Linked DNA regions of Homo sapiens: region 2 is linked to region 1. Evidence: read pairs that join two places in POLR2A ChIA-PET (ENCODE). Cell type or tissue: Panc1. All regions are shown on one strand. Links, peaks and the distances in the headings refer to the core of each region. The heading gives the core; the rest is flanking DNA. Region 1 has its middle 54 kb from the start of LINC02500. Region 2 holds the start of LINC02500 (long intergenic non-protein coding RNA 2500).

Region 1 (8,353 bases), core at 292-8,291:
GTATGGTGTGAGGTAAGGATCCAGTTTCACGTTTTCTAAAGAGGTAGTCAATTGTCCAAGCATCTTTTATGAAACAATTTATCATTTCCTCTTTGATCCATAATCAGTAATCTCATGCCACTCCATACTTGTTAGTGTGTTTTGGGACTTTTGATCTAGTTTATTATTTTTGAACTCTTATCACATCATTTTAATTGCTATAATTTCCCTCGTTTTGAATAAGTCTTGATGTCTCATGTACACTTTGTTTTTCTTCAAAAATGTCTCAGATATTTTTGGGCCTTTGCTCTTCTATGAATTTTAAAGGAAGCTTACCAAGTTTCAAAAAAGGTTGCTAAAGACGTTTATTAAAGGAATCTCTAAATATTGTATATATTGTTGCTATTTTAAGTGTTATTTAAAAATTGTGTAATTTGTTTGCTGTTAGACTATAGAAACATATATTACTTTTATATTTGTATTTATTCCTATGCCCAGCCACTTTGTTATGCCTTCTTATCTGTGCTCATGTTTTGTCTAGCAGATATTTAAGTTTTAGGGGTTAACAATTATTCCATCAAACTCTATTTCTTTTTTTCTAATCCATATATTTATTTTTGCTTCTTGACTTATTGCCCTGAGTATAATATTTAGTGCAAGCAGCTTTATTGCAGCCTTGACTTTAATAAGAATGCATTTAAACATTTTACAATTAAATACAATATTTGCTGTAGGGTTTTTATAGATATCCTTTATCATCTTTAGTAGGGACTCTTCCACTTTTAGCTTTTTAAGCTGGTTTAATCATGAATAGATATTGAATCTTATTGACTATCTTCTGCATTTATTGACATAATCATATATTTTCCCACGTTTAATCTATTTATATGGAATATAATATATTTTCCATATGTAAATATATTAATATATTTTTATATTTCTGTCTTTCTGGGATAAAACTAACTTGAGCATGATGTATTTTTTATTGTTGTAATAGTTTTGTTAATATTTTTCATTTAAAATGTTTACATTTATATTCAAGAGTGAGATTGTAATTTTAAGTGAAATCATCATAAACATTGATACCTGTATTGAGCTCATATTTTTTGAAGTACCATTTTAAGTGTGCTTACACTGAATATTCATTTGTTTCAGAAACGTATCAGCATTTGTATAATAATACAGTTGTTAAAACATAGACAGCTTGATTTTGAATTCTTCACTTACTGATTCTACCACTTACTGATTCTATGTACTTTCTTTCTCTTAGCCTCAATTACCTTGTCTGAAATATGGACTTAATAATTGTGCCTACTTTATGGGAATATTTTATCATTCATATGAAGAGCTAACACAGTACTTGGAATATAGTTCACATTAAATAATGACTACTTCTGTTATTTTAATTTTATTAAAGAAAATTATATTTTAATCATGTCAACAAATATTTTTATTTATAACTTAAATTTGTTAAACTTTGCTGTTCCTAATCCTTAACGGATCTGTTATTTTAAAGGGGACATTTAGAGTATTACTACTTCTAAATTGCCATTCACAGAGATTTTCATTTTCCGCATTATGGAACAAAAGACAGTTGGGGTTTTTGTTTGTTAGTTTGTTTTTAATACTATTCATCCGAACTTCCAGTCCTCCCCTTGAGAATATAATGATATCACTTGCTGAGGTCAAGAAGAGGTGGAGCTGTCCACCAATAGAAGCTACATGGGGACAGCACGATAGAACTCTGAGGGGCCTTTGAAGAAAGTGTCACCCCTGTGAACAATAGTCCACCCAGTGCACATTGGATTTATCTAGCTTTCCTTCCTCAAAAAGGAAGGATATTCTGCAATCAACTATAGCAACTCTTTCCACTTTATAACACTTTCTTAACATTACTTAATTTAAAAACACTGTCCTTACAGAGAGGCTTACACTTTAGGTATACAGTAAAAGTATATACAGAGCAGTAGGATTAGAGAATGAAAGTTCGATAGCTAGACAGCATGGGTTCAAATCACAGTCTACTGCATTAGGTTAGTGATTGAACCGAGGCCTTAATTTTCTCTTCTGGACAGAGGATAATGGTTGTTGTTTAGAAGAATAAATGAAATAATGTGCTGAGAATGCTAATCTATAGCCAGCACTATGTGTGTTACTAAAATTATTATCTTTATGCTATACTAGAAAAGGCTGTCTTTGGTTTAACTTTTGGATATTACCTAACAATATGTTTTGAACATGCCTCAAATGCTCTACTTAATAGATATTTTTTCTTTAGTCAATTCAAATCTTTTGAAATGTTTTAATCCACATATTATTGTTTAGTCTTAGGAAAGATACATATTATGCCTAAAGATCAAATTATTGGGCCATTATATATAGCACTCTGATCTCCAAATGAAGCACTCTAAGCATTTTTAAATTTATTTTCCCTTATAATAATCACAACTTTTTTCAGAAAAGATGATTTTTATGTAATGATTATACCACAATTTTCTTTCGTAGAATCCATAAAATATCCCTAATATTTTCAATGTGATAAATACCTGCCAATTTAGAAATTTACACTCACAGTATCCAAATGAGTTATATTGTATCTTGCTAGAAGCAATGTATCTGTATCAGTGTCAAAATACTATGGACAACACAGTCATTATTCCAAGTCAAATTTTTATCCTTAAGCCCAAATATAAATATATTTTCAAATAAATGCACTGCTTCAATCCCCAGTAAATATATTTTTAGGGGAAATGAAAGTCAGTTCAATAATACCCATGGGCACCTAATACCCTTGCATAATCATTCTGACTTGGTTGAGAAGAGTTGTTGTATGGACATTACCTACCTTATAGGAATGCTGTGAGGATTAGAGAAATATCTGAAAAATGATTTGAGCTTCTTCAGGAAAGATGGTATTAATATGAGATGGTATTTTTATTTCAATGAGCAGGGGATTGAAAGAGGATTATTTCCTGAAGTGGAAGGGAGGCCTGGTGGTGAAGAAATCAAATGCTCCACCTTAAATAAGATGGATTACAGTGATATCCAAGGGACACTCAGCTGGTTCAAACCTTAGTTGCAAGAAAGAGGAAGCAGCCTCTAATCCTCCAGCCAGTCAGCCTTGGTTTGCCTAAATAGATCCATTCTAGAGGAAAGTAGGTAGCGATGGAAAATGTTTGGGGTCAAGACAGTCGATAGCTATTGAGCTCATATAGTTTATTCTCTCCATGTCACTCCAGATGTGATGCATTATAATTTATGTAAAACTGGGAGGGAAGAGCACAGTAAACCATATGATTAAGCTAGATATGTTTAAAGCAAATGTCAACAGGTAGGAACTATGCATCTGCACTACCACATCTCTGGATATAGGTACACAGACAATTAATCTGGGCGTAAAAACCCAACAGAAACTGGTTGATTTTAGAGCAAATCTAGTCCCCCATCCCCTCCACCATCATGAAGTTACACAAATCAGCACTGCTTGGTTCTTATTCTGGGTAGTTAAGCATATAATAAAAGAGTAGACTTCTACCTTCTTAATTGATTTTTTATTTGTTTGTTGTATTAGTCAGAGTTCTCCAATGAAACCAAACAAATAGGATATATATATATACACACACACACACATACATATATATACATATACATATATATATTATATATGTGTCTGTGTGTGTGTGTATATATATATATATACACACACACACACACACACACATATACACACACACACACACACGGCCAGGGGGAGACACAGAGAGATAGAGATTGATTTGAGAGATTTATTATGGGAATAGGTTCCATGTGATTATGGGGTCTGAGAAGTCCCACCATACGCCATCTGCAAACTGAAGAACAAGGGAAGCCAGTGGTGTAATTTAGTTCGGGGTTGGGAACTGGGGTAGGGGGTCAAAAGGCCCAAGAATTGGGAACTCTGATGTCCCAAGACAAGAGAGACGAACGACCCTGCTCAAGGAGAGAGAGAGCTCATGCCTGTAATCCCAGCACTTTGGGAGGCCAAGGCAGGTGGATCACTTGAGGTCAGGAGTTCGAGACTAGCCTGGCCAACATGGTGAAACCCCGTCTCTACTAAAAATACAAAAATTAGCTGAGTATGGTAGCTGGCACCTGTAATCCCAGCTACTTGGGAGGCTGAGGTATGAGGATCGCTTGAACCTGGGAGGTGGAGGTTGCAGTGAGCCAAGACCATTGCACTCCAGCCTGGGCAACAAGAGCAAAGCTCAATCTCAAAAAAAAAAAAAAAAAAAAAAAAAAAAAAAAAAACGGGGAAGAGAGAGAAAGAATTTTACTTCCTCAGCCTTTTTGTTCTGTTTAGACCCTCCACGGATGGGGCCATGCCCATCACATTGGTGAGGGGGAGTTTTCTTTACTCCTCTACTGATTCAAAGGCTAACCTCTTCCAGAAACGCCCTCACAGAGCACCTATGTGGGCATCCAGCAGCCCAGTCAGTGTGACACATAAGATTCACTGTCACAGTTGTTTTTCTCAGCAATCACAATCCTTGTCATTTCATCGCTTTATTATATTTAATCATTGTTGGTTTTGCTGCAGAATATATTGTGATTTTTAATATCACTACTACAAAAGACACAGAATATAGTCATGTGGATGATATTTATTCATAATTCATGATTCAAAGTGCAGTCTATATTGGAAAGTGAAGTAAAACCAATCTAGTTTGCATCAGGTACAACTATGAGATGGCTCTTAAAAAAATAATTGAAAATTGATGTTAGCAGTTAATAGCAGACAAACTCCCAAAATCTTTATTCAGTGAAAGATGAGAATTGTAAAACCTTCAGAAAAATCTGAACTTCCTAAAATTGAATGGGGGAAATACTATAGGTAAGGCATAAGTTAGAAAGCTTTGGCTCTGTGGAAGATTCAGAGCTGGCTGTGTGATGTTGGAAATTCACTTAAACTGTCTGAACTTCTGTCATTGTCTTAGGGTGAGACCTGAACCCCAGTATTTTTTTTTTAAATATCCATAGTCAATTCCAATATGTAGGCAGGGAGAATAACCAGGATCGGTACAGGCCAGTCCTTCTCAAATTTCAATGTGAGTACAAAGCACTTGGGAATCTTGCTGGGCTGGTGCCTGAGATTTTCTGTGTGTAACGAGATCCCGGGTACTGCTGCTGCCACTGGCCTGTGGCCCACACTTTGAGTAGCAAAGACACAGGTGATAGTTTGGAGGGTGGCTAACGCTTATAGGCGAAAGCTATTCATTCATTCAGGCTACTCTTCATCTTCAGTACACTCCTTACCTGGAATCCAGCATCTCTCTCTTCTAGAAAGATCAGAGCTATTTCTAGTGGAGCCAGCTGTTCTATTTTAGGTTTCCACCAGAAAGACTCAGGAATAATAAATTTGCACACCTTTGGTTGGTATCTGTTGTGAGCATTTACGAAAAAAAAATGTAAGGAGTTGCCATAAATCTATTATATTTCTATTTCTAAAATATCACCGTATAAATTTTTTTAAGCAACACATTCTCACAGTTTTCTCCTCAGGTACTTAACACTTAATATCAAATCAAAATGTACTGTTACACTTCATCTTTCCCTTGAAGTTTAAAACATTCCTGTAGCACAAAAGCATTAACAAAAGGATGGATTCTAATGTATTTCCAATGGAATATTAAAATTAGTCATTTGTTTCCTTTCTTAATGACTTCTGTAAGTATGTATTATTTATAGAAAATTTGTAAGATGTTAGATAAGTGAAATTCTATCTTATTATGATGAATCGTTGATTAAACCTCCACATTATTTTTACAGGAAGTCAAAGCAAATAAATGTAGCACAATTTTCTCTATTTCTACTCTATTTTTCTTTACAATTGAACGAGTAAGTTTAAAAGCACATGCCAGAATTGCCCCCAAAATATGTTGTAATTCCATTTCAATGTGACAGTGTATTTCAGAAGAAACAGTTTCTCAGGTGATCTGGGATAGGTTACAATGTTAATCTCACAGCTGTCTCTGTAACTCTCAGTACTCATAAATCATGTGGTCTGTAATAAGAGAAGTAAGTTTGAGAGGTTAGAAATCTTAAGAAAATTGTGACGGGGTGATAGATGATATGAAATGACTACATTCTAAAGATGTTATATAAAGGGGAATGTGTTGCATTTGAGATAAGTGCCTCCTGGATTTTTTTTTAGGCAGAAGAATATTAGCAATGGAATACATGGCATTCTTCAGCAACATTACTTGATAAATTTTAAGCATTTCTATATCAAAGAGTTTTATACATAATCAAGCTTCATCTGCATTTTCAGGAAGTCTTACTGGCCATTCTGATTATTTTGGAGGTTTCTGAAGATATCTTGTGTTCTTAAGTGTACCTTGTGGAGTTGTTGAAAATATTCAGTTTCTTTTCTAAGTCTAAATTCATTAAACAATCTGAAAAGCATTTCACATACAGTGTAGGAAACAGAAACCGTGAAAAAATAACCATGGGACTAGACTCTTTTTTATTCCTGTGCTGGACTGTGAGGGCATTAGAATTTATCACAGTGAGCAAATAAACTTTGAATACCATTATCTAAAAACAAAGAAGTTGAGGTCTTTATAAATGCTTGTAGACAGAGCACTGTAGCATTATTTCAGTTTTTGCACTATTTCAACTTTTGCATTATTTTAATTTTTTAAATGGCTAATTTAAATTTAAGTAGAAAATAGTCTAATTCTTTAAATAATATGTAATAATTTTGACTCGGTTAATAGCCCAGCACTTTTCCACATCACTATGAAGAGAATATCTTTTTACTCTCGGTATTGTATCTCCATTTCCTCTGAACAACCTGTAGATAGATAAGGAGAGTAAGCATAGAACTAGGAAAGAATTCTCTGAGGAATTCATGTTATGAATATATTTTTATTTATGCTCAATATTTTACTTTATGATATAATAAAGCACTTGTATATTGCTAATGGTTTAATCAATCTTTATGTTCTTTTGAAATGCCTGCATATATCAGTAACATTTACCAGTGATTTTTAAAAAATTCATATCACTCTGAGTTGTCAAACCTAAGTTCTATAACAAATATACATGCTTAAAACATATTGTATTCAGAATGACCTTTTCTCATTTTGCTTGAATCCTTAAAATAATTGTTTTTGATTGCTATTAAAAATATATAAGCACACTGTCTTTCCATAACAGGAAACATATATCAAATTCTATATATTTTTATGATCGTGATGTATTTGAATGTATGTACTAAGCGATTATGCTCTAATGATTGGCTGCTTTTTACTTTTCAAATAATATTTTAAATTTTTTGAATACACTTAGATTTATAGAAAAGTTGCAAAGATAATACAGAAAATTCCCATAGACCCCATACCGAGTTTCCCCTATTATTGGCATTTTTCATTAGCGTGGTTCATTGGTCACATTAATGCCCAATTCATTCAGACTTTTCTGGTTTTTAATCTAATGCCCTGTTTCTGTCCCAAGGCATTAGGTTAAAACCCAGAAAAGTCTGAATAAAGTATGGACTGTAGTTAAAAATAATGTAAGATCTTGGGCATCCTGCCCATCCACGATACCACGCATGACAGCTAGTTGTCAGGTCTCCTCAGGCGCCTCTTGGCTCTGAGTTTCTCAGACTTTCCTTGTTTTGATGACCTTCACAGCTTTGAAGAGTATCAGTCAGGTATTTTGCAGAATGTCCTTCAGGAGGGATTTGTCTGATGTTTTCCTCATGATTAGACTGGGGTTATGAGTTTGTGTGAAGAAGATCACAGAGATAAAGTGCCGCTCTCATCACATCATATCAAGGGTATATACTATCAGCATGACTTATCACCATTGACGTTAACCTTGATCATCTGACTTCAGGTAGCGTTTGTCAGGCTTTTCCACCGCAAAGTTAAAGAAAATCTCTATGCACAGCCCTCACTTAAGGAGTGGGGCGTTATTCTCCACCTCCTTGAGGGGCAGACTAACTACATAAATTACTTGCCATTCTACACAGGAGATTTGTCAATTTCCCCCATTTATTATTTATTCAATCATTTATTAAGACCAGTTTGTACTAATGGACACATATTTTATACTTTGGGTTGTAATCCAATGCTACCTTATTTATTTTGTTGCTCAAGTTGTTCTAACTTTGGGCCTTAGGGGCTCTTTCAGGAGGCTCTTGTGTCCCTTTGACGTACTTGATTGAGCTACTTTTAAGCACAGAATAGAAATAATGTGTATCTGCAGATTTTGAGACATTTGGATCTCCTAATATTTGGAAGCTAATTTTCCTAAGAAAGTGAATGGCACAGTGAAAAAACCATCCAGTTTGTTATGTTATTGGGCACGATGCTAGTGATCTGATCTTGAG
Region 2 (8,353 bases), core at 30-8,029, 52 kb before region 1:
AGAAAAAGTGAAATTTTATCCTAGTAACATGACGATATTTTTCTTTAAATTATAGGTTTGAATGTGAAGTTTCATAATACATAGATATGAGTTTCTCCCAATCTCTAGCAGCTAGAAATACTCTAGCTAGGTACAAAATATTCATCATGCTAGTTGTTTTAAATATACTATCGATATCACATGTAGAAAACCTGGACTTAACTCAGACCTTAGTATGAATTCTGGCTCTTTCTCTTACCAGCAATATAACTGGAGTAAATTATTTATCATCTCCGAGTCTTGGTTTCTTCAACCATAAAATGGGGAGGCACTCAACCTCACAGGGACATTGTAGAAGACTGAATAACAAAATAAATCTTTAATACTATTAATATATTTAAGGATGGTCCTATTGCAGGTTACAATTTTTTTTAACCATTCTTTCTGTCTTTTCCATTCAATGATTTTGTAAATGCCCATTGCTCTGGTATTTATTAGGATGTCTGAGTGCTTTTAATTTTGGTCTGAACTGAGTCAAGGAAACAGGTGATTCGTTTTGCCAACGAAATAAGAATTTACTGACTTTCTGAGTTATGTAAGTTTTGTTTTGCTCTTATAAATTTGAGCAGGGAGCATGTAAATGCTGCTTTCAGAAGAATAAGGGGAAGCAAAGCAAAATGAAAATGAAATAATTCCCCAAAAGGATTTCCAAATCATTTCTACTGATTTAGGCAAGAGGGGGTGGGGACTCTGTCAAAAAGGTTCCCTGGACCCAGCAGCATGAGCAAACCTGCTGGCACATCTTTGCCACCACAAAAAATTGGCTCTGAAACGACCATTCTGTGTTAGTTTTACCTGCATGTTTTCAGTTGTCACTAGCCTACTCAGGGGACCGAAGAAGAAAGCTTTTTTCCAGAACCAGTAGGTCTACAGGGGTCTGAGAGCAGGGATCTGCCAACAGAAAATTAGAGTAATAAGGAAAGCACATTAACAAAGGCTCTTTTTCTTTTAAGAAGCATAAAAAAGAACCGTCCCATCAGATGTGGCTTCTTCTAAGTGTTACTGCACTTAGCAATTTTTAAAATTCTCAAAATATAAAATACGAGAGAAAAGGAAGTGTGACATTTTACTTTTTGTATGTTTTTCTTCAGACTGGTCTCATATGCTAATAATACCTATAACTTATTCTATTTACTTTCACCTATAAGCTATAGATTTAAGTTAGTGAAGGTGTCAGTGTGCTATATATAGGGCCACATCGTTAATTATACATTTTATAACTTTTGGGTGAATTGAATGCAAGATAGGCCAGATGCTGGGAGTGTTCTGGGTAGAACTGCACTGTTAGACATACACAGGAAGGGATTTAAAGGGGGAAAAAAGCAACTATCTCTTCCTAATTCAGCTCAATCTCTAGCTGATTATTTTGGCTTCTCATCTTAATGGTAGCGCCCGAAAATAACTTAGAAAAATAATCACAAACTCTACACTCTAAATCTCATATCCTAATAAAGGAACCCTATAAACCAACATTAAGATAGGTGAGAAGAATATAAGTGGTATGCAATTTAAGGAATGAAATAGCAGCAATTTGCATTTCTTCTGTCTCATTCAGTAGCATTCATTCTTGTTTCTTATTAAATAAGTCTTGTAAGGTACCTTGAAAACACCAGTGGCAAAGTGATGGACCGGTCAAGAGACGCTTTAAAAATGTTGGTCTCCAGGTTTTATAAGCACAGTGCTTTGAGTGTTTCGTGTTTGAAGATGATGAAGATAATTAAATGTAAAAGAAAAATCTCCTTCAAATAGGGAGCTTGCAAGCAAGATAGGTACATACACCATTAATCATACTGTGATTTAAGCACCTAGAAAGTCATTGCTCAATTATCACTGCTAATGAAGAGGAGCAGTAGTGCCGGTGATCCAACATGGCAGCTAGAATAATTTATATTCAAGTCAAAATGACTTTTGGTACTTACATTTGAATATAATGGTGTCTGGTATTCTGGGACTCCTAGCTGAGCGCCCAGCAGGCAGGAGGGTTCCCACACATGCACTTGCTCATTGTTCCCTTGCAGAAGCAAAGGAAGCAAAGGAAGCATGCGTGCTTCAGCCGGTAGAAAACGGCTCAGCGGCTGGGGCTCAGCTTCCTAAACCAGTGACAGGGCGCAGATCGGTGTGTTTGCTACTACCCAGGCCTGCAGTGGTGCAGCGGGATTGGGGGAGGGGGATGGGGGAAGACTTCACCTGCCTGATATTTGTGTGTCTGTAGACCATTAGTGGATAAGTAAAAGATAATGACGTATAACCAAAAACATTTTAATGAGAGTAAAACAATGCATGAGAAATCAGAGCAGTAGGTCTGCCCAGTTTGCTAAAACAGCCCCTTCGTAAAAAATATATCATGTTACTTGATTTACCCGAACCCAAGTGCCTAGGCATAACTTATTTCAGCAGTGCCTGCCGTTTAATAGAATACAAGATAAATTTTTGCATTTCTTCAAACTGTTGTATTTCCTACTTTTAGCCTGATGGTTGGGTTAGATCTAGTTTTTAAAGTGGGGAGAAGAGTATGGCCGGGAGTTACAGCAGGTGCTTTAAGGAGATGGCAAACATTTCAGGATCAGTGTGGTATTAGAAATAGCTCTGCAGTAGGAAAGCTGCAGAAGTCTTGCAATCTTGCTGTAATCAGAAGGCAGTGCGAGTGCTGAGATCATTTTATTACAGAAAGAATGAGATGTGGGAAGGAAGAGAAAATACATATCTATGTTCTTAATCTTAGTATATTGACTTATATTTTGTTTCTCTATTTTTCTCATAAGAATCTTTTTTTTTTCCTAAAAGACATTGTTGCAGAATACTTTATCTCAAAACCATCACTGCATCATTATAAATGTATTGTTTAGGAGGATTTCAAGGTCTTCCAGATATGAATGAAAAATCATTTATTAGCAGATAAAGTTACTAATTGAATGAGAGGTAACCACGGTCGCAATTGCACATTGTTTTAACAGTTGTCCCGAGAAGACACTTCCAGACTGATAGGCCTCAAAGAAAAATATGTGTTGTATTCTACAAATATTAATAATCTAGACACAAGTGTTAGAGATGAAACTTAGGGAAAAACAATACAATTCATGGCTTCAGTGTTTTTAATATCTAATGGGGGAAATAGTACTCATAGGATTTATATAGTATTTTTTTTTATTTTGGCTATACAATTTGCACACTGTGAGTCATGCAAGCTCAATACCGTGTGTTCAGAATGAGAAACTTGTCTTGTTTCATTTTTGTATGTTCCCAGTGCAAGGTAAGTTTCTTATACATTTAAGTGCACATAAAATATTTATTGAGCTGAAATAAAAACTATATTTTGCTACTCAAAAGTAACCAAATGATCATCATCACAAAGAAATGCATAAAAAGCAGGCTGATGAGAGGATAGTGAAACAGCCATTCTTACTGTCATATATCTTTTTTTCTTTCTTTTAAAAACTGTAGAGTAAGTAGAATTGAGGTAGCTGGTTCTTTGTGTTAGTTATGAGGCTTCTACTTGTGAGTATAATAAAGGTGATCCTAATAGTTAGTGGAACTATGGTAATTTGTTGGATCTCATAGAGTCTATGGGTAGCAGCTTCAGGCCTAGTTGGATCTAGCTGTTGAAACAATACTGTCAGGGATTCCCGTACAGTTCTCGAATCTGCTTTCCTCTCCTTTGGCTTTTTTTCTGACACTGTCTTTTCTCTTACTGACAAGTTGAACTTCAGAAACTTCAGGCTTACATCCTAAGTACATATCTAATGATAAGGAAATCTGGCAAAAAGGAGTACATATTTCCATAGTTTCACCCACAACATCTGGGCTGACACTTAGAGATTCTGATTGACCTCTCTTGTATCATAAGCATTTTCTGAGTCAGTTTCTGGAGCTGGAAGAAGTTGGCCACCCTGATTGACCAGACCTGGGTCACATTTCAGAATGAGGAATGCTCAACTCCCAAAGGAAAGGTAAAATGCTTCTAAGAGTTGTTGGAGAAATGGTTATTGGGCAGACAAAAAGAGTCTTATGTAGGGTAAGAACTTAAGTGTTCATTAAGCTGAAGTATAAGATCACTTAAGTATCTTGGCAGACAGAACACCAAGAAGACATGTTAGCCTACAAATAGACACTTTGGAAAATTTAGTCACAAATCGTTATGGTGTTCATTTTGGGATAAGGAGTATTTTCTAATATACGAGGAAAATTTTTAATATAAAGATATGGGAAGTAAAGTTTTATTCCTGTGTGAGTCACTACTTCCTTCAGAGTTTTTCTTTTTTACCCAAATGGTATTTTATCAATGAGGCCTTTCCTAACTACTCTCTGTAAAATAAACCATGCCTTACAAGCCCTTCATGACAGCCCCAGCACTTTCTATGCCCTTTATCTTGCTTTATTATTTTTACATATTTTATTACCATTAGGCATCTCATGTATTGACTTATACATCCTATACATTTATTGATTATCTGTCTTTCCTTATTAAAATATAAGTTCCATGAAAAATTTATTTACTTCTCACTGTTCATCAAGGTGACCAGTGTTTATTCGTTGAATAATAAATATTTGGGGAGTGGATATGTGAATGAATGAATGAATGAATGAGATGTTTTAAGTGGTCAAATTAGATTTTCAAAAGCCTAAGGAAATTCAGTTCTGTGTGAATAGATATAATTATTTCATTGATTATGAGTTTTTAAAATAATAACACATAGAATGAAATTTAAATACATATACTTCTTAAATGTAAGGGAAAATAATACAGAACACCTGAATTGGCTTTAATTTATCCAATTGTGTTTATTGCTGTAAACCTAAGTTACTAGGTTTTGGTCAGGCTGGAGATTATACTGATATTACTTGCGCTATAAATTATGTTGCTATTTATATACTGATATTACACTATAAATTATGTTGTTGCCTCTCTCAGTACTATCAAATGCAATAAATAGTAAGTCTATTTAGAGTGAATGGTTCCATAATAGTGGGGTTGTAGTAGACATAAATAATTTTCATGTGTTCATTGATATATAGAAACATCTCAGGTACAACTGAGATAATACAATCATTTCTTCCTTGTCAGTGCAGATGCCTCTTTTGTCAACAATATATTGTAGTCAAAGTGTTTTTTTACCAACCACACCCCAGGTACTGCAAAACACCGTTCAGAGTGCAAATTGATTTGTGTCTAATTGGGAAGATACATAGACAAGAACAGCACAAAATCAATGCATTTAAGTCCAATTTAAACTACATAAGTTGTTCGTTACTTCTTTTTAACCTTCATGATACAGAAATAGGGACATGAACACCTGTACAGACCCAACAAGCCTTCTCTCCTCTGACACTCTCCCAACATAATCAAATCTTCTCTGTCCTCTGAAGTATACTTAAGGTCTACTTCTCTTTAGATGATATGTGGTGTCTTTGGAATATCTCTTGCATTCTTCTGTTAAATTGTCATTTATCTTGGTTTCCACAAGTATAGACAAGTCACATTTTGATGTGATCATAAGTGTAGAAACAAGAAAATGTAACATGTATGGATAAGAAAATGCCAAGCACATACAACGAAAACGTTACATTTAAGACATAGTTTTCTTTGTCCTAGCTATTCTCTATAGCTTCCTCTGTAATGTCAGGCTTCTAATAAATGGATTTCCCAAATGTAAAGCTTGTAAGTATCATTCCCTCTGCACAAAAGCCTTCAGTGATCCTTCACTACCTCCAACATAAAGTACCAATACCATACTTAGGTCAATAGTCATAACCCTTTATTAAATGTTTAATTCTTCACCTATTACTCAAAACTGTTTGGAGTCAAAGGGCTTAAGCAAATTCTGTCTTTGTTCTTGCTGTACTGCATAAAGTATATGAGTGAAGTATCCCCGCATTCTTACATAGGTTTGTGAATTCCTAAGAATTCAATGTCCACCTCAAGTTCCAATTTCTTCATGAACCCTTATGATATTCCATAACCACCATGCTTTTTCCATTGTTTTGTATGACTTTTTAAATCTTTTCCATATACAGTCATTATCCCATTAATTTGCCAAAACCTGACCATATCGTATAACTTTCTGGATCCCTAGGACTTAGCTGATAATGATAACTCACTAAATTTGGCTGATACTTGTTGCAGTGATGATTATGATAAGAATTATGGTTTATAATATATATTGCATGTTATTGGAAAAAGGCCATGTATTCAGAGGAAATTAGATTGAGAAATAGTTCACTAGTGAGAAAATTCATTTTTAAAAATAGAAGGAAATTATTCACAATTTTAATTTTCATATATTTTTACATTAATATATTGATCACAGTATTGATTATACTTACACACTGAGGGTGCTAATGTTGTGAATTAAATAAAATGATGCGTTTTATATATATGTTATATTTTATAGTTCAAAATATTTTAATACCTTCTTGGCCATGCTATTCGAATCCTTAATATTTCTTTAACGCTTTTTGTGCCTATGATAGTTTTGCTTAAAATATCATATAAGATATAATTACATGTATGCCATGGAGCCCTGTATTAAAGAATATTAAAAAATTACATTATTGTTAGAATTTTTCTAATTGTTCATAGTGTGGGTTGGCCCAGTTTTTTGTGTGCTAAATCTTTTGGAAATTGTTCAGCTCCACTGAGGTAGAATCTATTTCTCTTTCTTCTTGAATCTAGCCCCCAGGGCCACTGTTATATGAACATTTTACCCTGCTAAATTAAGAAGCCCATCCTTGTTGTTTTGTATGCACCTTATTTAGGCCATCAGCAGACAAAATGGAAATTGTATTTTGTAACCCACAGTGTGGTCCACAGGGGAAATGAGCAGTTGATAAGTATATATCCAGTACACTTATTCTAAGTGATAATTAAAATCGGAGCAGAGAAACGCAGAAGGAGCCATGGAATGAAATTGTCAATCTAAAAATTGTCAATTTGAAAATCTCGCCTGATTTTTCTGCAATCAGCAGTTCAAGGAACCTTATCAAGGACCCATCTCTGCCTTCCTAGGTTCAATTTGGAAGAGAATTAAAAAAGGAGAAAGAAAGTTTATATTGCATAAAGGCCTGCTGGTGCTACGATAGTTAAGATGATATTGGTGTTTCCATTACATTCTGGGGTGAAATACTGCATAAAAGGTCAAAGACATGGGTGACTTGTTCCTTACATTAATTAATTAATTAATTGACTTATTTATTTTTTACTCAGATGGAAAATATTATTCTTCTCCTTTAAAGAAAACTTTGAATTGTTTTGTATTTCAAATGTGTATTATTCAAATATAACCTAACACATTCCCTCCTGAAATTAGACTTTTATGTATGTATGCATAGAATCTTTTGTCTTTCCTGTTTCTATACCTTAGCATTCTACTTGAAGAAATGAAATTTTGTTATTGAACTAAGAAAATCAAGAGAATATATGTTGACCAATTTAATGCTATACATTTTTATTTCCTGACTCGGGATTCAGTCTTAACTATTCTCAAACAAATGCTATACTATAGAAAATAATCTTTATTATACCATCCCCAAACCTTTTCTAAACCATGCATTTACTATCAAAAACTTCTAAAACAGTTAAAATCAAGAAATAATGTGGGTGCATAGCTCTGGGTTCAAACCCTGACTTACTCCTTACTGAGTGACCTTAGGCAGCTCATTTAACTTTGCTAAGCTTTAATTTCTTTATCTGTAAAATGGGAATAAAAGTGACTACTTCATCCTAGGCATTTCTGTGAAAATTAAATGCATAAACAGAGGTTGGCACAGTGCTTGCCACCAAGTAACTGATCAGTAAATGGCTGGCTTTCTAACGGCTACATATGAGATTCTCAAAGAGCTACCAAATAAAGGTACACTCAAAACCAAAACTATAAAATGAGTCAAATGAAGATGTTGTAGATTGGTTTCTTTCCTATTCATACACGGGAGAAACTTTTTTTGATTTTATTGTCCTACTAGGTAAATAGTATACAAATTCTTTAGAAATTGCTTTCTGACATTTTCCCCCACTGTTATAGAGCATAAAGCATTAAAATTGGACATACCAGGATCAAAGTGGATAAACCATTCATTTGAAAGACCGCTCATTTATTATGGTAGACAATCCCCAAGTGCGCTCTATGGGAAGAAAGAGAGAGAGAAAAAGAAACTGCCCCCAGAGATGAAGTATTCAGGAAGAACAGAAGAATAGAAGGTAAAAATCTCAGCATTTACAGTTGCCTGGACAATCTAGCCCAGCAGCAGCATCCTCATATACAGGAAGCTTCAAAACTCCCAGCGTAAGTGCCTGTGGTGTCTGCTGCTGAGCCACATGCTG

The links. ChIA-PET counts read pairs that join two places held together with the same protein. Peaks named below come from ENCODE experiments on the same cell type or tissue, not always from the same donor. Only the 100,000 strongest peaks of a DNase experiment are listed, where the experiment ranks them.
Region 2: POLR2A ChIA-PET joins it to region 1 with 17 read pairs; 2 of 35 experiments call an interaction of 5 or more read pairs at or near these places.

The regions. Positions count from the first base shown.
Region 1 is chr4:181,314,708-181,323,060 of GRCh38, forward strand. No RefSeq gene overlaps it. Among named protein-coding and RNA genes, the nearest start is that of LINC02500, 54 kb to the left of the region's middle. In Panc1, for the core only: no CTCF peak of the experiment used is centred there; no DNase peak of the experiment used is centred there.
Region 2 is chr4:181,262,987-181,271,339 of GRCh38, forward strand. It overlaps LINC02500 (long intergenic non-protein coding RNA 2500), which reads right to left and starts at 2,043. Exons shown (of 2, transcript NR_149139.1): 1 at 1,959-2,043. In Panc1, for the core only: no CTCF peak of the experiment used is centred there; no DNase peak of the experiment used is centred there.